Linked DNA regions of Homo sapiens: region 2 is linked to region 1. A link is a contact called in ENCODE Hi-C or POLR2A ChIA-PET data. All regions are on one chromosome and are shown on one strand. Each heading gives the region's core, a stretch centred on a gene start or an enhancer-like site at or near the end of the contact. The rest is flanking DNA. Distances are from core to core; before and after follow the strand shown.

The links. Hi-C counts contacts between places; a loop is a spot of excess contacts on that map. ChIA-PET counts read pairs that join two places held with the same protein, here RNA polymerase II (POLR2A). Pooled maps may share reads with other maps.
Region 2: a loop to region 1 is called in a map with no recorded cell type, with 5 times the contacts of the local background. The contact joins two enhancer-like sites. A Hi-C loop is called at or near these places in 2 of 37 single-sample maps with no recorded cell type and 7 of 50 pooled maps. POLR2A ChIA-PET finds 5 or more read pairs at or near these places in 3 of 52 experiments (A549, Caco-2 and activated T-cell).

Annotation. Positions count from the first base shown.
Region 1 is chrX:11,538,603-11,543,097 of GRCh38, reverse strand. The region is part of intron 1 of ARHGAP6 (Rho GTPase activating protein 6); the gene reads left to right. Among named protein-coding and RNA genes, the nearest start is that of ARHGAP6, 130 kb to the left of the region's middle. Within about 2 kb of position 2,182, at least 2 of the 41 ENCODE cell types and tissues checked have a DNase peak (open chromatin) inside an H3K27ac peak, as active enhancers do.
Region 2 is chrX:11,790,797-11,795,291 of GRCh38, reverse strand. No RefSeq gene overlaps it. Among named protein-coding and RNA genes, the nearest start is that of MSL3, 35 kb to the right of the region's middle. Within about 2 kb of position 2,316, at least 5 of the 41 ENCODE cell types and tissues checked have a DNase peak (open chromatin) inside an H3K27ac peak, as active enhancers do.

The DNA of each region.
Region 1 (4,495 bases), core at 933-3,432:
TTTCTCAAATCATTGCTTCATCTCTCATTTGTGAAGCTATTGTGTTTGATTACTCCCAAATACAATTTTTTTTCCTACCCAAAGGAGACCCTTCCCACTCTGCATCCTAAAGTGTCTGGGTGTCGACTCATGGTCAGTAAGGTGGTTGCTATGTAGATTAATGTGCGCTAGCTGATATTTTGGTTTGCTCTCCTGGCCTATTTTGTCAAGCTTGGAGGGTTTTCTAACTTTGCAACTTGGACTCACAGACTCCTAGCCTCAAAGAAATATTTTCACACCAGCCTTAAGTTCACATCCAAGATGTGACAGATTGTGTGTTCTTGGGGTGGAAGTGAGAGGGAAGGGGAATAAATAAACCCATTTTTAGGAAGTATAGTCAGCACTTACGCCCTTCCATCATGCCTTTCTGAAGGCATTGCCTCAAACCCAGACTTGAAGTTGAGCATACTGCTTAAATTAGGGGATTGGGGCAGGGGCATGGGCATGATCTACCCATAAACCATAGATGGTTTCTTCCACCCCCGCATTCTCCCTCTTCTGACTCTATTGACCACTCCCTCTCCCCACCAATTCTCTCTTTTTATTTTCTTGGCACCAGAAAATCTTTTTTTTTTCTTTTTATCGAGGTGGTGTCTCACTTTGTCACCCAGGCTGGAGTGCAGTGGCGCGATCTCGGCTCACTGCCAACCTCTGCCACCCGAGTTCAAGCAATTCTCCTGCCTCAGCCTCCGGAGTAGCTGGGATTACAGGCACCCACCACCACACCTGGCTAATTGTTTTGAATTTTTTGTAGAGATGGGGTTTCACCATGTTGGTCAGGCTGTTTTCAAACCCCTGACCTCAGGTGATCTGCCCACCTCAGCTGGCCTCCCAAAGTGCTGGGATTACAGGTGTGAGCCACTGCACCCAGCTGGAAATCTTAAGATTTAATTGTCTTCCAGTGAATGAGCTGAGAGAAATAGGATTTATTTAACCAGAGTTGTCTTCTCCTCTTGGGAGTGAGAAAAAAAAAAAAAAAAAGTAGGGCTTTGCCTAACCATTATTTACAGCTGTAGAAAACCAAATGCACAGTCTAAATCTAAGTAAGGAAAAACACAAACACAACCTTAGAAGATAGAAATCATTCACAAAAAGCTCTGCATTTGTATTTCAGTATGTGATGTTATATGCTTTCAGTCCAGTTCAACTGACATTTTGAAACCAAACGCTTATACAGTGTTTGCAGTGATTTTAAAAATATTAATCAATGTTATCCTCATATCAATCCTATGTAGTTGTTATTATTACTATTATCCCCATTTCACAGATAAGGAAATTGAGGCATAGATAAGTAACTTGCCTAAGGTATGCAGCTAGTAGTGGTGGCTCTAGGATTTCACATTTATTGAGCAATCAGTAAATGTGCTCAGTCTTGGGCAACAAAGACAAGTAAGAAGCCAAGCAGTTTTGTGGGGAAGACCTCTGAATGGTTAATCCTGTGATGGAGTGGTGAGTGCTATGTTAACTGCTGGATTAATTAAGCCTTTTTAATTTCTATATTTCTGATCATTTGATATCCAGAGCCTTGCTGATCCTGAAGGGACTGCCCCTCCCCTGGGAGAGCTAGCTAATTCCTAGGGATGGTAAACAACTCACTTGGAATTATACCTTTCCTATGTGGACCAACCAATCCAGAGCCCATACCCCAACCACCTCATTTATTGGGCTCTCACAGGGCTCTCAAACCCTTGCCCTAATCACCCCAGGCCAGGTACCAGACACTAGAGATGGACCCTACACCCCAGAGTCCACTTAAATTATTCAAGCTAGCCAATCCTAAGCCTGCTAGCCCTGCCTCACCCATTCCTTTCCACACAAACCACAATAAAGGCTCTTGCCCATGTTTTCTCCTTGCTTCCTCTTTCCCCTGACCAGCCCTGGTGCTTCCCCATGTGGCCCTATGTGGTGTGGCATGCCTCTCCTCTTGGGAACTGTGTGTAACAAGCTGTTTTCCCAAAGGCAATTGTCTACTGATCTGTTAGCCCCACTATACCTGAATAATAACAAAACTTACATTTAGAAACATTTGCGTGCCTGTGGAGCCCCATGCAGGCACTCAGGAGACAAGTACAGCTGGACGCTGTTTTCAAGCTGCTCACAGCTGTGCTGTACTGGGCCACAAAATGCAATTCTTCTGCCATGGTTGGTGCACAGCAGCTGTTTGGCTCCCCACTGGCCTGGTCTGTGTAAGTGTAACAGATGACTTCCATGCCGTTCTTAAATTACAGCCCAGAGAAATCAGTTGGTTTAAATAGTCTCACTTATGGACTACTTCCAACGCCCTATGATTGCTTTGTCCCTTCTTTATTTGAAGGTTCACCATGTTCTTCTTTACAGAAGTACACTATGTTCTTCTATAGAATTTTCTGCATATTCTCTCAAGCCTTCTTGGTGCCAATAAGCCATCTTCAACAATGAAAGCCACTGGTGGCTGCTGGGTAGGAGTTGGTCACCTTTGGAGATCCCAAAGAGGGATCTAAGACTCTCTCAAGCTGGGGGGACATCAAAATGACCAGCTATTTGGCCAAGGAAAGACAGTTATCTGTCCTATGGGTAATTTTGCTTGTGGAACTCTGCTCTCTACCCCAAAGGTGACCATTTGCCATGATTATTGAAAAGAGGATTCCAGATCTGGGCGAACAAATGAAATTTGAGGTTTCTTATAGCATGGGACCCCCTCCTCCTCCTATTAGCTGCTCTGTAAAGCTGAAGTATTGCTCCTCATGGTAACTTTTCTTATTTAAACCTTTTCAATATTGCACTTGTTGAGGTTTTTTTTTTTTTTTCTTTTCCTTTTTTTCTTTTTTGACAGAGTCTTGCTCTGTCACCCAGGCTAGAGTGCAGTGGCGTGATCTCGGCTCACTGCAACCTCCACCTTCTGAGTTCAAGTGATTCTCCTGCCTCAGCCTCCTGAGTAGCTGGGATTACAGGTGCCTGCCACCATGCCTGGCTAATTTTTGTATTTTTAGTACAGACGGGGTTTCACCATCTTGGCCAGGCTGGTCTTGAACTCCTGACCTCATGATCCGCCTACCTCGGCCTCCCTAAGTGCTGAGATTACAGGCATGAGCCACCGTACCCAGCCTGAGGTTTGTTTTGTTTTGTTTTGTTTTGTTTCACTTTTTGTCCCTGGATAACCAATGAGATTAGGGGCTTATTAATCTCCTCTGGCTAGTTATCTCCATTAAGCTTATTGATTTTCATTCTAAATAGGTTCAAAAGAGCTGTTTATAGACTTAACTAAAGGCTTAATGGCTGGCGATTTGGAGGTCTGTATCCTTTGCCAGAGTGAGGATAAAGTCACATTCCTTTTTCTATTCCCAACCCCTCCTAAAACAGTGGGAGGCCGTAGTTAGGCACTCCACTAACATTTATTGAATGTGGGTATTTTCTGATGTTGGATCGCTTAGGCTAGTTCAGAAGTGGGAGCTGTGGTCTGGGTCTCTGTGAAACATCTCCTGAGAGGATGAGAAAAAGCTGTTTACTCTCGAGTGTCTGAGTTTATGCCCATGTGGATGGTTAGCGGGTCTGTCATTCAGCAGGGTAGGCAACTCTGCAGAATGCCATGGAAATTACCTTTCTTGAAATCCATGGAACAATTTTAAGTTGAAATCACAGTAATGAAACAAAGCTGTTATGGGGATGGTGTCAAGAAAGTTCAGTCATATTCCAAAGTCCTCTCAATTTGCATTTGAAGGGTGGTGCATTAATTGTCTCAATGGCTCATTTCTCAGACAGTTGAATGATAAATTGTTAGAACTATAGCAGTGGTTCTCAACCAAGAAAGATATTGCATTGTCTGGAGACATTTTTGATTGTCATAACTTGGGGAATGTTACTATAGTAACACCTAGTGGGTAGAGGCCAGGGATGCTGTTGAACATTTTAAAAGGCACACAGTGGGCCAGGCACAGTGGCTCATGCCTGTAATCCCATCACTTTGGGAGGCCGAGGCGGGTGGATTGCTTGAGGCCAGGAGTTCCAGACCAGCCTGGCCAATATGGAGAAACACCATCTCTACTAAAAATACAAAAAAATTAGCCACGCGTGGTGGCACACACCTGTAGTCCCACCTACTTGGGAGGCTGAGACGTGAGAATCCCTTGAACCCAGGAGGCAGAGGTTGCAGTGAATTGAGATCACGCCACTGCAGCTGCACTCCAGCCTGGGTGACAGAACGATACCCTGTCTCAAAAAAAAAAAAAAAAACCACACACACACACACACACAGTGGTCCCCACAATAAAAAGTTTTCTGGCCCCAAATGTCAATAGTGCCAAGGTTGAGAAATCTTGATCTTTATTAATCTAACATCTGGATTAGTTTCAATTAATCTATGCTGAAAAAATAAGTGTTCAGAATCTAAGAAATGGAGAAAATGATTAATTAAAAATGAAGTACCTTAATATTTTTAAAATTAGAAGCATTTAGACATTCAGTATTTGGTTTTTATTGT
Region 2 (4,495 bases), core at 1,067-3,566, 250 kb before region 1:
GAAACAGAAATAAAATAATCGCCATTTCTAAGTCTTCAACAAACTATTACTGGCATTTTCAAACTACTCTATGCCTTTTAGAAAATATAGGAAAAGGGGTGTTCTGTTTCACAGTTGATCCTTGCCTGCCCTCTCAAACCTGAATCACCAACATTAGCCATCAGCCAGACAAGCATATTTAGTGTCTCAATTTCGGTATCTGTAAAGAAGATATTTCAACAGATGGTGGAAAAGGAACTAGGACAAGAACCAAAGGAGACAATTCTGAAAGGAAACTTAGAGAAACAAACCCAGTGCCTGGTAACTTCATATGTACAAAACAGTGCCAATCAGCTAGCTGGTCGATGAAACAGAATAAGGTCTGTGTGCATCGCTTTGGATTGATTTTCCTTAAGAGAAGCATAAAAGAAAAATTGCCCCTCTCAGATATGTAGGCTCCAGGCTGGGTTCTAGAAGCCTGGTCCTATCAAGTCAGAGGGGAGGAGCCAGTGCTCAGGCTGAGTGCTCAGGAGTGGAGGAACACATCACAAAATGAAAGGTTAATACAAAGGAAACATCCATTTAGAAGGGTTAGGAATAGATTCTATTCCTTTTTATTTTATTTTTGAGCCATTTCCTGGAGAGACTTATAGGGGTACAGAGAAAACTTCCCCTTCGCCCTCTAAAGGTTCACTGAAAATCAGCTGACAAAAGGCAAATTAATAAAGGAAAAGGCATGCAATAGTTTACTGTAACGCGCATAGCATGGGGGAACCACAGGAGAATGATTACCCTCTGACCGACAGCAGCGCAGAAGCCCATATGCTCTTTTTCATAGGGGACGGAGAGATGGCTCTCCTATCAGGTTCAAATCAGCCTCGTTGTGCTAACTGAGGCCAGGAGGCTTCACACTGAGTAGGTGGCCAATTAAATGCTGATGAATCCATGGTTTATTGTGAGGCTTTCACATGCCTACAATCATGCAAATATATTCAACACACAAGGGCACTAGTAAGAGAGAGAGGAGGGTCACAGCTTGATTATCTTAGGAGGCCAGCATGCTGACTGACAATCCAGCAGGTCCTGTTATTTTTTCCTAGGTCGGGGTTGGAGCGGGTGTCACTGTCACTGCTCTTCTCCCAGCAGACCTTCCTACAGCCCCTGCCGATGGAACAGAGGCCTCAGAGTTGCCACGTGCAGAGCTTCTGCTGGCATCTTGACCGTGGTCAGTTTCTTTGTGGTTTTTATGGCCCTCCATGGCCATGATCTCAGCCACCTTTTGGCTTCACTCGCTTGTCAGGTCTCAGCAGTGCCTGGCCACAGCAGGTGACATCTTCTATACATATGCTTATCACTCTGAGGGGTCAGCAATTTCACTGTAGGCTGAGCCATTTGTCATAAGTGACACCATTTTGAGACATTTGGGATCAAGAAACATGATTACATATCATCGGGGAATTTAGACAATTATTTTCGGGGGCAGTAAACCATTAGGGAGAATAAATGGACGGTGGAGGTGAGAAACAGACACTAAGAAAGGTGAGAGGTGGAGGTGCACAGGAAGAAAGGTTGTCTTATTATGCAGATGGAGTCTTCCAGGTCATCTTTCTGAGCTGCCCTCAGAAGAATAGATGAAAAGTCTGTCTGGGTCTGGTGCTAACTCCCAGTTTTTTATCTTCATAGATGGTTGATCTTTCCTAGATATTTGATGAGATCCCTAGGGAGGCGGTTTAAGACAATTACATTTCTTTTGGAAAGATGCTTTCTTAGTGAGATAAGGAAATTCCAGAGACAGTCCCTCCCAGAGCTTGGGGGACAAGAGGGAGGCAGGGGGAGACAAGACAAGGTAAGAGGGACCTTGATTCTGACGCCTCTCTGCATGTCAAAGCATGAGTCTTGGGGTATTGCTTTCTGAGCCTCAACAGACTCATGTCAGGCAGAGGAGCTGAGATAACTTCTATGGCAGGAGTAGGAGGAGCTCAGGCAACAACTGCTATTCTAGTGATGTATAAATTTTCAGTCTAAAGCAGTTCACATGTTGTCTGTGTGAAGCAATGAACACTGAATGCCCAGAGCTATTTTAACACATGAGCTATATGGACAAGGATACACAAGAGAAGTTAATCAAGTCCCTTCACACTTACCAAATAGGTACTTTGTAAAAGCAACTCTCCAGAGAGACGTGGGTTTTTCTCACAATTTCCCCCGGGGAGCACACTGGGCCACGCACCTCCCTCCAAACCTCTGCTGCACCATCTCAGGAAGCAGAGGCCTGGAACCGTGCCTGAAACTCCTTCACTCTGCAGGTGCGTGGTGACAGCCTGGCCCGGGTGGCAGGCTGGAAAATATGACGACACAACCACAAAAGGCAGCATTTTCACACTAGCTCTTACAGACTGTTAGTATCTGTCATTCAACATTAGAGAAAAACAAAGCCCAGAGGGCAGCAAGATGAGAAGTATTTCTATGCTGGTGTCTCATTTGCAAGGAAAAAATAAAATGTGACCTCATAAAGCACCAAAGTATCACCAATGAAATAAGAGATGTTAAGAGTTTGCTGAAAAGTGCAGAAGTTAAAAAAAGTACTAACTACTAAAAAGTGGTCAAGAGGGTTTTGAAGTCATAACTTTCCTTTTGATTCATTATTCAGAACCCAAGAACTCAAATATTTGGTGTCATGGGAACATAAAGCTAGTAAATGTGTTCTGCAAATAGCAACTATCCCACTGTTTGTCTTTTGCTTACCAAATAGCATTTCACGTTATCAAATATCCTTTTTCCCAGGACATTAAATGATTTTATGGAATCTAAAAAGCAATGGTAATTAAGTAAGGAAAAATGTTGTGCCTCCATGTGTACCCTCAAGTAATAAACAGATTCAATACATGGTGCTTGATGCTATTAGTAGGGGATGATGCAGATGATACGAAAATAACAAATACAAGCTCACTATGTGATCATTTTTGTATTAACTTCAGTTAGTTTCAGATACTTTATGTGGGTATTATTAGAATCAGAGATTTCATTCCTACATAATTCATTTTACTTTATTTTTTATTTTTATTTTTTGAGACAGGGTCTCACTCTGTCACCCAGGCTGGAGTACAGTGGCACAATCTCAGCTCACTGCAACCTCTGCCTCCCAGGCTCAAGCAATCCTCCCACCTCAGCCTTCCAAGCAGCTGGGACCACAGGCGTGCATCACCATAACTGGCTAATTTTTGGATTTTTTTTTGTAGAGACAGGGTCTCTCCATGTTGCCCAGGCGATCCACCTACCTTGGCCTCCCAAAGTGTTGGGATTACAGGTATCAGCCACTGCTCCTGGCCTCATAATTCATTTTAAATCTATTTAGAATGCAGGAAAAACACTATTTATTTAGACCAGAGGTCAGAAAAATAAAATCCACAGGACAAATCCTGCCTGCCACCTGTTTTTCTGTTGTTTTTTTGTTTGTTTTTGTAAATAAAGTTATATTAGAACATAGCCACGCCCATTCATTTATGTATTACCTCTGGCTGCTATTACACTACAATGGCAGAGGTTGAGTGGTTGCAACAGAGACTTTATGGCCCACAAAGCCTAAAATATTTACTACCTGGCCCTTGACAGAAAATATCTGCTGACTAATACACTAGACATTTCATTATTTACCCTCACTATCACTATGGCACAATAAATAACATATGTAAAATTTCAATATCTGATTTTCCTGGAGAAAATTAAAGGAATTTATATTAAGTTTTGGTATATTCCCTGCAAATATGGCTGCCAAGTAGTCTGCCTTTGCCATCAAGACCTGGAGTTTATTTTCCCTTCCCTTGAATATAAGGTGGTCTTGTGACTTGCTTTGGCAGCACAATATGGTAGAAGAGGCCTGTCAGCTTCTGCTTTCCCTCTTGGAGCCCTGAATCACCATGTGGAGAGTTTGTCTCCTCTGCTGGAAAGAGAGGCTCAGCCAGTCCCAGATACACCAGCTGTGGTACCAGTCTTTGAGTGAAGCCATCTTGGAGATCCTGGCTGCAGATAAGCTCCCAGCTGAATGCAACCCCAGGAGTGGCCACAACCAACAGTGTGGAGGAGAAGAACTGCCTAGCTCAGCCTAGGCAACCAACAGGGTGGGGAGAATAAATCATCATTTTAAACCACCAAACTGTCATTATGCAGCAATAAATGAACTCAAAGTTTTGATGTTCCATTTAGTATTTCAAACTTTCTTTAGGATATTTTAAAATAGTTCTAAAACAAGACAACTCTATCGTCTTCTTTTATATCTTAAAAGCAAGAAACATCATTCTGTTCAGATGGCAGTGTGAGCAGATTGGATGAAAAATGTCTCTCATAAACTGCATGTAAGACATGGAGACTCAAAGAAAAAGCAAAGTTATCTGGCAACAGCAATAAGATACAAAATCTCATCTAAATGCTGAGAAAAAGATTTTTTTTAATCCACGAGCTAAGTGGTCAGGGTTTTCAGAATCTCATTTTTTAAGAAAGCATTTCTTTTCTCAATCTA